2 separate regions of the Mus musculus genome follow, and region 2 is linked to region 1. Evidence: chromatin loops called from intact Hi-C (ENCODE). Cell type or tissue: gastrocnemius. All regions are shown on one strand.

Evidence for each region. A loop is a pair of places that touch in the nucleus more often than their neighbours do. Peaks named below come from ENCODE experiments on the same cell type or tissue, not always from the same donor. Only the 100,000 strongest peaks of a DNase experiment are listed, where the experiment ranks them.
Region 2: a loop joins it to region 1, with 5 times the contacts of the local background. A loop is called at or near these places in 24 of 42 quality-filtered maps.

Annotation. Positions count from the first base shown.
Region 1 is chr5:77,167,551-77,175,550 of GRCm38, forward strand. No RefSeq gene overlaps it. Among named protein-coding and RNA genes, the nearest start is that of Gm34598, 12 kb to the left of the region's middle. In gastrocnemius, a CTCF peak has its summit at 3,280; a DNase peak (open chromatin) is centred at 3,217; H3K4me3 peaks cover 461 bases; H3K27ac peaks cover 404 bases.
Region 2 is chr5:77,090,542-77,098,541 of GRCm38, forward strand. It overlaps Hopx (HOP homeobox), which reads right to left and starts at 4,726. Exons shown (of 3, transcript NM_001159900.1): 1 at 4,610-4,726; 2 at 4,325-4,481. The coding sequence starts at 4,468. It overlaps LOC115490297 (a small nucleolar RNA gene), which reads left to right and starts at 1,187; the gene lies at 1,187-1,290. In gastrocnemius, no CTCF peak of the experiment used is centred here; DNase peaks (open chromatin) are centred at 2,159, 4,503 and 4,739; H3K4me3 peaks cover 2,892 bases; H3K27ac peaks cover 2,021 bases.

The sequences.
Region 1 (8,000 bases):
TGTTTTTCTACTGTGCAGCTAGAGCCACGGAGCCTGCTCTTCCTGGGTGTTGACCCTGTGCACCTGCGAGGGCATGCAGAAAGTTGAATTAGATCATTCCTATCTGCAACGTCTCCACCTCTTAGGATTTTAAATATTTATTCGAGAAAGAGAAACTTGACCTCATCCGTAAGCCTCTCCGATCACTTGCTGCCAAGAGGAGAAAGCCGGTAGTCAGCCCAATAAACACAGATCTGGCGATCGCACTCATGTTTCAAATCACTGAAAAGAGCCGCGTGCGGGCGGAGGCCATGCAGATGAGCGGTGCTGGACCTCTGCCGCTGAGGCCATGCCTAGTGAAACTGCAAGTCCACAAAGCGTTGCCAACGGCGCACAGGCACCATCCTCACCCACCTGCGCCTTCGTCTCTCCTCCTAGAATGGTTCCTGTGAAATCCTCACGATTTCCCTGCTAGTTAAGGAAGTTTTCTGCACTGGTTGTGATTATGAGACTCAGGCCAACACGGGAAAAGAACAGAATCGACTGCTTTGTGTGAAGACAGGAGTACAATCGATGCTGGGCTTCAGAGGCTGCCTCATCAGCTGACCACGATCTGAGAGGGAGTGAGTGAAAGAAGAACCTACAGCAAGAAGACATGGGGTCTGTGGCACTGGGTGCCTACGACGTCCTCTATTTATATACAGCGGTCATCGTTTGGTGTAATATGGATCTTACACATCCTACAAACTAAATGCATGGCACAAAATCTTCTCCGTCCAGAAACTCAGTTAACTCCATTTTTCCACCCCATCGCCAAATCATGTAAGCTAGTCTTCAGTTTGGTCGCCTTGTCCCTGGAAACTCCCTTCTCAGCACAGGTATTTTTATAGTGTTTTAAAAAATGATTTATAACACACACACACATATATACATATATGTAATATATGTGTGTGTGTGTGTGTATATATATACTGTAGCTGCTTTCCAGACACACCAGAAGAGGGCATCAGATCCCATTACAGATGGTTAGGAGCCACCATGTGGTTGCTGGGATTTGAACTCAGAACCTCTGGAAGAGCAGCCAGTGCTCTTAACCGCTGAGCCATCCCTCCAGCCCTATAGTGTTCTCTCTCTTTTTTTTAAATTATATATAATTGCAACATTTCTTCCTTCTCGTTCTTCCCTTCACATGCTCCCATATGCTCTTCCCAGCTCTCCTCCAATTCCTGGGATCCTTTTTTCACTAATTGTTATCACACGCATATATGTATGTTTGCATGTGTTGTGTGTGTGCATGTATGTGCTCTTCCCTGTGAGAGACCACCTCTCCTGATCCCAGCTTTCCCACTTGCCTATAGGGGCAAGGCCTTGTGGGCTTTTCCCCATCCAGTGAGGCGTGTCCTTTGGTGTCCTTCTTCAGCTCCCATTCGCCCAGTCCTGTGGTGAGACTTTCTGGGAGTAGCTTCTGAGATTACTAGAAGACAAGTCTCACAGCAAACTTCCTGATCCCCTGGCCGTTACAGTTAGTCGTTTCAGTCTCTGCTCTGAAAGCTTCCCTGAGCCTTAGTTGGAGGGCTGTATTGTAGATATATCCATTGGGACTGGGCCCCACAGCTCTGTGTTTTGATTAATTATGGTTTTCTGTAATGGTCTCTGGAAATGTCTCAACAGAGTTGCCTTGTTGAGAGGCGAGGACTACACTTATCTGTGATGTAAGGACAAGTGTTTATAGATTGTCGTTACTTGATGATGCTCATTTAGTAAATTAGTGGTTGTAGATTCTCCTCCAGTAACTATGACTTCACTGGCACTGAGTGTTAGCCTGGTTTCCAGTACCAGAAATGGTTTCCTTCTTGTTGACTGAGTCTTAAGTCCAATTAGAGAGCCGTTCGTTGGTGATCACCAAGGTGTGTCTGTCACTACTGCACCCTTAGTTATTGTGAGTGGCCATCACCTTAAAGCCACCCAGAACAACTCATGTGCCTCTTGGAAGTGACACAAAGTGCCACCCTGCAGGTTACTATTGTCATCCCTGGTGCTGCATCACCTCAACCAGCCATGGCCTCTCTCCTTATCTTCAGGGAAGATGAGCTAAAGCCACACTAGCATGTTTGACCAAGCTTTTCGAGAGACTGATTCCTAACATGAGGTGTTTAACCACACAAACCTTGAAAACCCAGACCTAGGGTTCCCAGCTTTAAAACTGTAGCCTGGTTTCCTCCTTGTTAGCTGGGAGAGTCTACACTTGGCCGTAGCCAAGAGGCTGAGCAATTACCTGAGAGAGTTTTTGAAACTAAAACCCTGATGCCTTCTTGAGGTTTGGGCCTCGAGCTGGAAGAACGTGACTTTTGCCGACTTCTATTGGACAGTGTATGTCATGAAGATATCCGTGAAGGTAGCTTAAACATCAGCCTGCAGTTATCAGAGAGACCACCAGACTTTGCATCGTGCCTGACTTCAAGCCTTTGGATCTATTGTCTCTTCAAAGGGTTCAGTCCTAGATAGGGGGAGCTGCCTTCTCACGCAGCCGAGTGCCCCATTTTTGATGCTTCATCTTACTTTCTAGCCTTTACCTTACCCCAAAATGAGGAAAACCAGGATGGCTACCCTACCCAGCAGGGCTCACTTTTCCCCAACCAGGCAAACAGTTTCCCAAGAGGTCCTGCTGTTCTGGATCTTATAGCATCCACTTCTTTTTTTTTTTTTAATATTTTTTATTACATATTTTCCTCAATTACATTTCCAATGCTACCCCAAAAGTCCCCCATACCCTCCCGCCCACTTCCCTACCCACCCATTCCCATTTTTTTGGCCCTGGCGTTCCCCTGTACTGGGGCATATACAGTTTGTGTGTCCAATGGGCCTCTCTTTCCAGTGATGGCCGACTAGGCCATCTTTTGATACATATGCAGCTAGAGTCAAGAGCTCCGGGGTACTGGTTAGTTCATAATGTTGTTCCACCTATAGGGTTGCAGATCCCTTTAGCTCCTTGGGTACTTTCTCTAGCTCCTCCATTGGGGGCCCTGTGATCCCTCCAATAGCTGACTGTGAGCATCCACTTCTGTGTTTGCTAGGCCCCGGCATAGTCTCACAAGAGACAGCTACATCTGGGTCCTTTCAACAAAATCTTGCTAGTGTATGCAATGGTGTCAGCGTTTGGAAGCTGATTATGGGGTGGATCCCTAGCATCCACTTCTAGCACCACGCCAGGCATAGCAAAGCCTTAGCAGGTTAATTCAAGAGGACCATTCTCCAGCTTTTCTCAAGGTCTGTGACTGACCTCTTATGGACAACTGTTTGCATAGCAACACATGTTCATAGCTACCCAAACTAGGAAGGATTAAGTCATAACAAACATGTTTAGTTCTTAGACCACAAATTTCAAATCCATTCTCTCATAGGAAATCTGGGCTGCCTTCATGACGCACACTGTCCAATAGAATTCTGCAAAAGTTACGTTCTTCTCGGCCCAAGCCTAAAGAAGGAGGCTAGTTTTCAGTTTCTAAAATCCCTTAGCTAACTGCTTGGCCTCTTGGCTAAGATCAAGCGTAGACTCTCCTAGCTGACAAGGAAGAAGTCAGGCTACAGTATTAAAGAGACCACACAGAGAAGAGGTCACACAGAGAGAGGCCCCTGCTCAGCAGACAAGCCCCAGAGGTGAGCAATGCATTTATGGAGAGGGAACAGGTGGGGAGACGGAGCCTTGCTCTGTAGCACAGGCTCGTCTCAAACTCGTGGTACCACTGAGCCAGCCTGGAACTACCTAGTGAGTTCCAGACCAGCCTGTGCTACAATGTGAGACTGTCTCATATATATGTATGTGTATGTGTATATGTGTGTATATGTGTGTATATATAATTTATATATGAGGTATATATGTGTATATGATGTATATATGGTGTATGTGTGTGTATGTGTATATGTGTATATATTTTTACATTATACCATACAATATATTATATATATATATATATATATACAATTTTTAAAACCTTTAAATGAGAAGTTAATCCTGGAATGAAGCAGGAAGAACTTCCTTACTTCCATTTGTAACATTCATCTAGTCCATCACCTAACCCAACAGCTCAAGTGTAATGTGCTAGTTACAGTTAGGACTGGCAGTGTTGTCTTACATGAAATACACAGAAAAAAAAATTGTTCACCAAGAGTAAACTTTCTACCTCTCTCCTCTTGTTTTAAAATTGTAGAATTGCATTTGTTTTCCTTTTCATTGTTCAAATAGGTTAGGAATAGCTAGAATTAAGGTCCAAGGTCAGAGAGCTGGCTTAGAGGTTAAGAACACTTAATTTTCCTGCAGAGGACCCACATTTCAGTTCCTAGCACACACACATCAGCTTGTTATAACTCCAGATCCAAGAGATCCCACTGCAGATGTACTTCTGACCTCTGCAGGCTCCTGCACTCGTGTGGTGCACAGACATACACTCAGCCATGTACATGTACACATAAAATATTTTTAAAATTAAGGTTCAAGTCAAAGTACCGTCATTTTTAAAACTTTTAGCAACCTCAATAGTTCAAAGCCTTTGTGAGGAAAGAGCAGTTGGGGAGATAGGGTCCTACTATGTAGCATAGGCTGCCCTCAAATCTGTGCCACCACTACACCAGGTTGGGCTACATAGTGAGCTCCAGGCCCACCTGATAGATAGACCGACAAACAGGCAGATGTAGATATTGTTATATTGATATATATTGATATAATTCTTAAAGTCTTTACAGGAGAGATTAACCCTGGAATAAATGTAAGGAAAGCCATCTTACTTCCTTCTATTTCTAACTCCAAGGTGTGTGTGTGTGTGTGTGTGTGTGTGTGTGTGTGGTGTGTATAGTGCGAGTGTGTATGGGGGTGTGTGGTGTGTGTGTTGTGTGTGTGTGTGTGTGTGTGTGTGTGTGTGTGTGTGTGGTGGGGGGTGTGTGTGTGTGTGTGTGTGTGTGTGTGTGTGTGTGTGTGTGTGTGTGTGTGTGTGTGTGTGTACCCATGGAATCCCAGAATGTGGAAAGTAGAGGCATGAGAATCAGGAGTTCAAGATCTCCCTCACTTGGCTACATAAAGAGTTTGAGACCAGTCTAAGATACATAAGACCTAGTTCCTCAAAATAAGACAAAACCAAGACAACTGTAGTGTTAAAGAAGAAAGCAAAAGAAAACACACGGATATAGAAATTGAAAGCATTAAGGCTGGCGAGATAGCTCAGCGGGTAAGACCACTGACTGCTCCACATGGTGGCTCATGACCATCTGTAATGAGATCTGACACCCTCTTCTGGTGTGTCTGAAGTTGACTACAGTGTACTTATTTATAATAATAAATCTTTGGGCGGGAGCATGCAGGGTTGACCAGAGTGAACAGGGCCGTCCAGAGCAAGCAGAGGTCCTAAATTCAATTCCCAGCAGCCACATGAAGACTCACAACCATCTGTACAGCTACAATGTAGCCATATGCATGAAAGAAAGAAAGAAAGAAAGAAAGAAAGAAAGAAAGAAAGAAAGAAAGAAAGGAAGGAAGGAAGGAAGGAAGGAAGGAAGGAAGGAAGGAAGGAAGAAAATCTTTGAAAGCATTAAGCTAGCTAAGTGGAGAGGTGTGCATTTTTAATTCCAGCACTTGAAAGACAGCTGCTAGCAGATCACTGTGAGTTTAAAGCCAGCCTGGTCTACATAGTGAGTTCCAGGTCAGCAATGGCTACATAGTAAGACCCTGTCTCTAAAAAAAATTAAGTCAAAATAAAGTAGAAATAAAGATACGGGATAAAATGTTAATGTAGCAAGCTATGATAATGAGGTACAGCTCCAGCAGGAGCCAGTTCTCTTGAGCACTGCCAAAAGGGAACATTTACTGAAAGGGACAGGGGTTACAAGGGTGTGAGGGTGATGCCTAAAACGTGCTCTCAAAACGTAGATGGAGAAGACGGCATTTTATCTCCGTTTATTCAAATAAGCACATCATAGCCAATTCCTAATTACCCAAGAGCAATAGCAAAGACATGACATAAAGTTCACAGCCATGCAGAAAGCAGACTCCTTTGTAAATGAGATGAAAGTAGGAAGGGGGCTATTTGGGAAGAGGAAGGAGACCCTCTGGAGACGGAGAAAGATACAGGACTGAAGGTGTCCTCGTGAAACTTCTTGGCATCATGGCTTCATCACTGCATGCAATGAATATGAGTACATTTCATAATGGAGTTACTTACTGTTCTCACTGCTGCGCTGTGACCAGACATGACAAATATAATGAATAAACATTAGCAATGTAGTTTCTGTTCTCACTGCTACACTGTGACCGGAGACTTAGTAGCAACTTGAAGGAGGAAGAGTTTATTTTGCCTCACAGTTTGAGCATTTACAGTCTGCCAGGTGGACAAGGGATGTCAGCAGAAGTACACAAGACAGTGGGTCACAGTATACCTGCCATCAGGAAGCAAACAGAAGTCTCTACTAGGAGGCCTTTAAGGCTGTAAGGTCTAAGCTCCCTCACCCCCAGTGACCCACTTCCCCCAGCAGAATGCCACCTCCTAAGTATTCTACAACCTTCCCAACTGATTAAACGCATGATCTTGTTAGGGACTGTGATGGCTAATCTTAGTTGTCAACGTGACTATATCTGGAACGACCTAAAACCCAGCAGCTGGTCGGGCCTGTGAAAGATTTTCTTGATTGGATCATTTGAGGCCAGAAAACCCACCTTAGATCTAGACCACACCTTCTGGTAACAGCCCACATAAAAGGACATGAAAGAGGGGAGCTTCTGCTCTTTGCCTGCCTGCCCTCACTCTTGTTGGCAAGTTCATCTGTCCTGCTGCTGAGGCATCCCTTTGCTGAAACTAGAATTACTTAAGATTCCAGTGTAGACTGAAGACCAGCTGAGACGTCCAGCCTCATGGACTGAAGAACTAGCAGATTCTTGGCCTTTCAATCAGGAGACAGTCCCTGTTGGACTAGCCAGACCTTCGCCTGTAAACCACTCCAATAAATTTCCTTTATGTGTGTGTGTGTGTGTGTCCATTCTATCCACTCTGTCCCTCTAAGGAACCCTGACTGAAATATGGACATTGTAGATTCAAATCACAGCAAGTAATAAAAAGGAAAGAAAAATAAAGTTAGCAAATTGTGTTCTCTCAATAAACTCTTCTTGCCAGTCTCAGGGACTTCATCATGGTCTTCATAACTTCTTATGCCCACTGTTCACGAGCTGATAGGATGTTGGTTTGTATCTATTCATTCAATCATACATTCACTGAACAAATAGTTTGTGACCAACTACTATGGGACAGTAGGCTTCATGACATGTAAGACAGAGTGGAAACAATTCTTGTTGCCCTAACTGCAGTTACATTGAATGAGTCACACTGTTTCAGCTGCAGCCAGAGAGCATGCTGCAGTCTGACAGCATATTCAGAGAGATACCACTTCTTCTGTTACGTTAGTCACCAAACATCAGACACTCTCAAGGCAGATAAAGCTAGTTCCCCATCCCCCATCCATCTCTAGTTAGCTCGGATTTCTTTTTATGACATCAGCATCATTTATTGATGACTGCTGCAACCCTGAGTTACTCCAGACCAAAACAACAAAAGTGACACTTCTGTAAGGAAGACGGCTAAGAGACGTTTCTTTCTTATTGATCATTGGCTGAGAATATAGGTGATGATACATTATTAAAAATCATTTATAAATAATGCACACACTTGAAAAGGAGACTTCTCAGCAACAGAACCAAAGTATGCAGTCATGGACAAGCAACCCATGCACTGTAATAACAACTACTCAGGCTGGAGCGATGGCTCAGCGGTTAAGAGCACTGGCTGCTCTTCCAGAGGTCCTGAGTTCAAATCCCAGAAACCACATGATGGCTCACAACCGTCTGTAATGGGATCTAATGCTCTCTGAAGACAGCTAAAGCATACTCATATAAGTAAAATAAATCTTTAATAACAACTACTCTAAAACGCCTATTCATATAACCTTAGACATGGGTGTGAAGTGAGGGGAAAGAGCTACATTCA
Region 2 (8,000 bases), 77 kb before region 1:
CTAGCCCTGGATCTTGTAGCTTCTGACTCACATAAATACTAATTTTCCACCTGGCTTTGTTTGTCTCTCTCCCTGCTTTGTTGCTGCCACCCCCTGGGAAAGACATTCATCCTGGCTTGCTCATGAATGGGAGCTCTCATTACTTCTGCTCATTGATGGAGACCTATTTACTCTGAGTGAACACACGATAATTGGGCACTGGGGTAGGGAGGGGTCGGGGCAAAACAACATTGTTCTTATCCTTTTCTCTTAACAACTAGCATTTCATTCTTTTCAGAAGGAGACCTTTAGAGGATCTTATCCCACTGATAAAACATCCAACAACTGAAAACACTGTATTCTGGGAACAAGTCCAGAACACCAGAAAGAGATAAAAATACTGGGAACCTCTTCAAGAACCAATGCCAGCTACACTGTACTTGTGTGTGTGTATGTGTGTGTGTGCATGTGCGTGTGCGTGTGTATGCTCGAGTTGTGTACATGAAGAAAACTTGTTGTGTATATGAAGAAAACTTGTGTATATGAAGAAAACTGTAGGGCTGAAGAGATGGCTCAGTGATTAAGAGCCCTGACTGCTCTTCCAGACATACTGAGTTCAATTCCCAGCAACCACATGGTGGCTCACAACCATCTGCAATGGGGTCTGATGCCCTCTTCTGGTGTGTCTGAAGAGAGCAATGGTATACTCACATACATAAAATGAAGGAGGAGGAGGAGGAGGAGGAGGAGGAGGAGGAGGAGGAGCAGGAGGAGGAGGAGGAGGAGGAGAAGGAGAAGGAAGAAGAAGAAGAAGAAGAAGAAGAAGAAGAAGAAGAAGAAGAAGAAGAAGAAGAAGAGGAAGAAGAAGAGGAAGAGGAAGAGGAAGAGGAAGAGGAAGAGGAAGAGATTGTTAGAGGAAGACTGTATTATCCCAGCCTCTCAGGGTGAAAAGAAGGGAGTGTTCCCAGCCTCCCTTACTCTTTACATTGACTTCCAGGCAGTAAAGGTCACAGGGAGTGGGATTCTGTAGGATTTCACTTAAATTAAATATAGGAGAGATACAGAATACTAGAGATAAGAGAAGCTCCTTTGTCCCCAAATCAAAATACAGTCAAGTTCTCTTCCTGCACTGAGTTCCTGCAGGTGCCTCCCCATAGCAAAGACTTTAGCTCAGTAGGAGGACTGATTATTACAAGGAGTTCTACAGATTCGTCTGTGACTTATAAACAGGATGCCTGGTTTTTCACACCAATTTCTGAGATGCACCTCCCTCAAATCTTACTAGGATGTTGGTATGTTACCTATTTCATGGACAGTAAGGGAGAAAAGGAAAAGGAGGTCCCCTGCCAGGAAGCTTCTGCCCCCCACCCCCCCAGTCTTTCTCACCTTTGCCACAGTGTGAACAGTGTGAATTAGTAACTATCTCTCAAGTGTGGGTAGTGCGAATCTCTTTTAGTAACACAATACTTGTTTTAGGGAAAGAATATGATGCAGGGTGTTGTGATATCTGCCTGTAATCTCACCAGACAGCAGGCAGAGGCAGAGGAGTTGTCAGTTCATGCCAGCTCGGGCTACATAGGATGACCCTGTCTGTCTCACTCTCTAAGAAGGGGAGGAGGCAAGGCTCTATCTCTGGAGGTGGCTGGTGTCAGGATGGAAAAGGGATTCTGGCATATGTGATAAATATGTCATCATTTTGGCTGGAAGAGGGACCACACTAGTAAGGAAGAGAGGCGGGGCCTGTGCTGACAGTAGACATCACAGATAGGTAAGAACTCAGCCTCCACAGAGTTCTATTAAACATCCTTAAAGACCTACTACAGATGAAAGCAACTGTCTTGCAATCTCATTGCTGGACTTTTTATATCAGCAGGACTTTTTTTTTTTTGTAGAAGACATCTTTTTAAAATGTAAATGTTAGAGTAGATTACGGAGTCACACACGTGAAGGCAGTGCTTGGAGTTAAGAAGGATAGGGAGATGGGACTCCGTCCAGCAAGAAATGGCAGGGCAAGCAGAAGCCTCCTTCCTGAGACTTGCTATGCTGAGCCTCTGAGCTCTGGGTTCCAGATACTTTCCTGCAGGTCTAGACAGGGAGGTGAGGGTACGTTGGGCTGCAGCAGGCCTCTGGAGGAAGAAGGTGTTGGCCTAGGGCAGGAAGAGGAAGCCAGGCCCTCCCATGGGGCTGACTCACCCACACCCACTCTCGCCGGGCTTGTTCATTTGAGGATGGCAGATACCCCCATCGTGTGGGTTTCTGCACTGGTTGATCTTGACCCCTGAAAGGCAGATGCCCTTTCTTCCGGCCCTGCTGAGTTACATTTCAATTCTCTAACAGCAGGTGAGTCCAGAGAAAGGATTAGCAATAGCCTGGAATAACCATAGCTTGATGCATGGGTAAACTGATCTTTCTGCCCTTCCTTCCCCTACCACCCTATACAGTTGTTTCCAGCCTTCCTCCGGAGGAACGGATAGAGGGGAGGATAGAGAACGGGAGAGAGGCCTAGAGTCTCCAATACGGAGGCAGGCTGTGCCCTGGCTGCAGTTTCAGTAACTTGAGCTCTCTGTTCTGATGGTGCTTTCTCTCTTAAGGGAGTGGCAAAATGAGCAAAGATTCAGCAAGTATCTGAGACAATATATGGCAGATATCTATCACTCCAAAGGTCAGCATGGGGCCGGTGGCACACTCAGTGGCAGAATGGGCTCAACATGCTCGAGACCCTAGCCTGGATCTCCAACACCATGCAACAGAGGCAACATGACCATTCTGCTCTACAGACAGAAGAGTCTTGGAGACCAAGTCAGGGTTAGATTCCCTAGATGGTACTGCATCCATAATATCCAACAGCCTAGTTCTTAAAACATGAGACATCTCTATCTACATCATTAAATATAGCACGGTCTTTTAATGCTAAGACTAGAACAGCTTGCCTTTTGATGAGTTGCAAGAAACACGAGCTTTTAGACTTGGGTTACAATAAATCATCTTCTATTGGGTTCTGATTCTGGTTAAATAGCCTTTCTATTTGATCCGGGACCGGGAGGATTACCCATGGATAAATTCTCCAAGTTGTCTCGGCTTAGCAAGGATCATCTAGGACTTAGGGCTCAGGATTCTGGTTTTTTTTTTTTTTTTTTTTTTTTTTTATTTATTTATTATATGTAAGTACACTGTAGCTGTCTTCAGACACACCAGAAGAGGGCGTCAGATCTTGTTACAGATGGTTGTAAGCCACCATGTGGTTGCTGGGACTTGAACACTGGACCTTTGGAAGAGCAGTCAGGTGCTCTTACCCACTGAGCCATCTCACCAGCCCCCCAGGATTCTGGTTTTAATAGCCCAGGGAGCACTATTACAGGGTTTTAAGCTTTAACTGAGCAGGGTGAAGAGAGGACAAAGCCCCTCCTTCTCCAGTCTATTAACTGAAGGGATAAGAATATCCCAGCTCAGAGGAAAATTGAAAGGCGTGAAATGCTTTGAGAGAAACAGGACCAACTCCCAAATGGTTTATCATACGTGGCAAATCATCTTTCCACGACCAAAGGGAATAAGAAAGAAGTTAGAGGGTAGATTGGACTGGAGAGAGAGTTGCCTAAAGGCTCCAACACTGTGCCAGGTGGTACTGCGATCTCTACCCTAAGCAAATTTTGGGGATAATGGGATAGCGAGGAAGCCTTTTATGAACAGACAAATTATCATCATGCAAGGGGGTCGTGTGCTGCGGCCATAGCAACAGAGGGCTACTTCTTGGTAAATTCCAGAGAAAGACTCTAAAGCTGAACCTGAAGCTCAGAGTCAGGGGATTAATAAAAACAGCAACAAAACCTGAACCGAAGTATGGCAGTGTGCCTGTTAGGTGCAGCACAGAGATGTGGTGATGTGGCGGGAAGAGCAACCTGGCAGGTCAGGTCCTCCATCCCTATCCCCACGACAGTACCCTTCCCTCCCGCCCGCCCCCACCCCCCTCCCCCGCCTTAGTTTTGTCTTCTGACAAACCGGAAGACCAACCTTATAGCTGATCGCTAACGTCCCTTTAAACCATGACAACCCTGATGAGAATAAACCTTCCCGAAGCTTTCCAGCACAGCGGGAAGAGTTACTGAGCTTGGAAACCGAAAGGAAAGCAGGCGAGATGCTCCCACTACAGGAGGAGAAAGCAAGGGGCCGGATCTGGAAGGCAGTGGAAACCCAAAAAGAGGATGGTGTTGAGACAGGGTAGGGTGGATAGGGGCTGGGCGCCCGGGGAACTGCGGAATGATTTGGGGACTGAGATACATATGATGGAGGCCCGCGGCAGCCGCGGGAACCCGCCAGTCCCGGAGGATACATAGGCTTGGGGACTCACCTGCGTCTGCTCCTCCGTGAGACCCGCCTCGGCTGCGATGAGGCACAGCGTGGTGGGGTCCGGGTGCTTGTTGACCTTGTTGAAGTTGTACTCCAGGATCTCCACCTGGTCCTCCGTGGGGCCGCTCGCGGTCTGCGCCGACATGGTCCGTGCGCGTCTGCAGGGGAACCAGATGGCCCGGGTGAGCGAGGTCCGCCTGCCCCCTCCCGCCGTTCCACCGAGGCGCCCCGCGCCGCTGGCTGCGGAGTTTGGGGGGAACCCTCCTTCCCCGGGACCGTCCCCAACCTGACTAAGGATGGAGAGGAGGAAGAAGACGCCTCCCGCCTGACACTCCGAGGGGACAGTATACTGAGGAAGCGCCTCAAGTGCTGCCTCCGGAGATCCGGAGCTGCCCTAGGGACTGAGGACACTCGCGGGGCTGGGCTCCCGTCGCCGTGGGCACGCCTCCCGGGCCGCCACACTCCGCCTCCGCCGCGGGCTAGCACGTGGGGGCCTTGCCAGGGAGCGCAGGGCAACGCACACTTTGGGGAAAGACGCTCACTGCACAAGTTGGGGAAAAAGAGACCGCACTTACAAACAATACTACCAATGGATATTTACTCTTTTTTTTCCCCCTGATTAAAAAATAGCACGTACTGCAGAAAATGTGAAGGACATTAAAATCACAGAGGGAAAATTAAATTGCCAGCTTAGTCGCAAATAACGGCTATAAAATTTTTGGATGATACTTTAAAGATCTTTCCAATGTACTTGTACTGAGACGGAAATGGAAACACAGCGATAATGATTTATGATTTACGGCTGGGTGGTAGCGTGGAGAAGGCTGAGCCATGAGCATGCGGAAGGCAGCTGAACCCCAAATGCCAAGCCTCCATCCCAAGAGCCTACCTACCTCACTGCGGTCTCCTGTATGTGTGTGAGATACCTTTCAAAACCTACCCAATTAATCAGGATCAAAATCAACTATCATTTAGAACCTCAGACTTCAGCCCAGAAAAATAGGTCCACCTCCAGCTTCCAGTTCTCCAGCAACAAATGTTGTCAGCATATCGCAGCAACAACCTTCCTGCTGCGCCACACCAATATAGCTTCAGACTTGGGGCTAAGAAAACTACCAGGTGTGTTCCCTCCTCCTATGCTTCCTGTTGAAAACTAGGAGGTAAAGACGGTTGGTCTTCAAGATATTCTTGGCTGTAGATTCTGTCCAGGCTTAGCCAAGCAGTAGTGTGGGAATCACCCTGGCTTGTTGCATTAACAATCGCAGAGTCCCGAGCGGGTTTTGATGTGGTTTGTGCCTGGGGGTGAACTATCTGGATAGTGTGCTCAGAGCTAACCACCTTCTCATCTGTGGCTTATACCTCCTACTTCCTAAGTCAATGCTTCTTACCTCTCCTCTAGTTCCCTTGAAGAGGTTTCAGACAGGAGGAACTTTTCAACTACGTGGGACTGGGCCTCAAAGCATTTGCCAAGTCACCAGCAAATCATTTTCAGGGAACTAGATGTCCCTCTACTTAAAATTTGTACCAAGGATCCCCGACTCTGCACCAAGGCTGTGGCCCATCTGGTTAGAAATACCTTTCCTGGGCTGGAGAGATGGCTCAGCGGGTAAGAGCATTGACTGCTCTTCCAGAGGTCCTGAGTTCAATTCCCAGCAACCACACATGGTGGCTCACAACCATCTGTAATGAGATCTGATACCCTATTCTGATGTGTTTGAAGACAGCTACAGTGTACTTACATATAATAAATAAATCTTTTAGAAAAAGAAAGAAGGAAGGAAGGAAGGAAGGAAGGAAGGAAGGAAGGAAACAAGGAAAGAAATACCTTTCCTGTTAGCACGCATTTCCCCTCCCCGTCCTTCTATGACACATACTCTTTTGAAAGTCATCTCACAGTCAGGGACATTGAGGCAGAGGACCCAAAGATTCCACGATTTCCAACAATGGCCAGAACTCTAGAGCGGAAATACTGAGTGTTGGTTCCAGGCCCGTGGTCTGCTAGCCCCCTTACAGTAAGGCAGTCTATCTTCAGTTTAGTGGGAGAAACTTATCAGCATGAGGGCAGGGAGGGGCTTGTCTCCGTTTTCAAAGGGTGCATCTCTAATTAGACACTAATCCCAGCCTATGCTGTCCACCAAGGCCACCACCACCATTCGAGCTGTCAACTGAAACATAGCAGGGGTAACGGCTGCCTCTGGTGTTGCTTCTTGCCCATTCCATTTAATACAGTCCTGCTGATTCTTCCACCAGGACCTTTGTTGATGCCCGGTGGAATCCTCAGGCCTTCAGAAATAGCCCACTGCAGGAACGTGACTCAGACGGGCGTACACGCTTCCCCGGGTTTTTTGTAACTGCTGGTGTATAACTCATGGGTTGCTAATGTCGCTACGTGGGATCAAGTGCATTTTATTTTATTAGTTTTCTGTGGCTTTCTGTTACCAAACTGAGTGGGGTTGTGTGGGGGAGGTCCTGGTTTATTTTAAAGGACTGGTAGGGTGAGTTGGTAGAGGACCGCTGGCCTTGGTTGGCTGCTAAGGAGACTGTGGGAGGGTCTTTGGACAGCATCTAGCTTTCCAAGGTACACTAAACAAGCACACTTGGCTTCTAGCTATGGGGACGCAAGAGCACTACCGTCAGTTTTTTGTTACTGCCCTGCAGAGCTCAGGCGCGATTATTTCAGCCCTCCCTGGTAGGCAAATGTTTGCTGTTGCTTTGTTTCTTTCTGTCTTACTGTAAGAATCAAGCGGCCCTGGTAATGGTGACCTTGTAAAGGTCCTCAACTGTCTCCAGTAAGGAAATAAAGTAGCCATTGAGAAGTTTCTCTGAACTTAGCCTAACCAATATCAGATACAAAGAACTAACAACTACTTTGAAGCCCTGTCAACTTCAATCTTAACACCAGAGTTAACTGCTGCGGTTGTTCACATCTTGTGAAACACCTCGAAGAGCAGTGTGTCCTGTCATTGTGTTTTAGTTCTGTGCTTGGGGAAGTCATTGCACAAGCCCTTTCGAGAGGTTAAATGAAAACCAGCTGGCTTTTTTTCTAAATCCGTTCCAAAGCCTGGGCTGACCTTTGTGTCACAGGCTCAGCTTTATGTCCTGTGAGCCTGTAGTCCTTTGCTTTGGACATATCTACTTACATTAACGAGCTCATACGAAGTGCTATGAACCTTGGCTACCTCCCTATTTAAACATCTTCTCCCTCTCCCAGAATTATGACTTCTCTGTAGCGCCACTAATATCCAATCAAGAGAGAAAGCAATTTGCTACCATAAACCTACTCCAGTTGGCCACAGGGCTGAAGCAGGTGGATTTCCCCCCTAAGACAGGGTCTCAAACTTGCTATATAGTTGGTAAAGACTTTGAATTTCTGAGCCTACCTCCCCCCCATCTGTGTGTGTGTGTGTGTGTGTGTGTGTGTGTGTGTATGTGTGTGTGTGTGCATGTATCTGCACCCTTGCCCATGTGTGCCTCCTGAGAGTGTACCCAGGGTTGCATGCATTTTGGACAAGCATGCCACCAACTGTGAGCTACATTGATAATCCAGGTGAATCACTGCTTAGGACATCTTCCAGTTTTCTTTGCCTGCATTTTTCTTGTGTTCATTGTGAACTGCCTGCAAGCAATTGACTCTGTAAATATTTTTGTATTTTCCCAAGCAAGAAAAAAATGCCGTG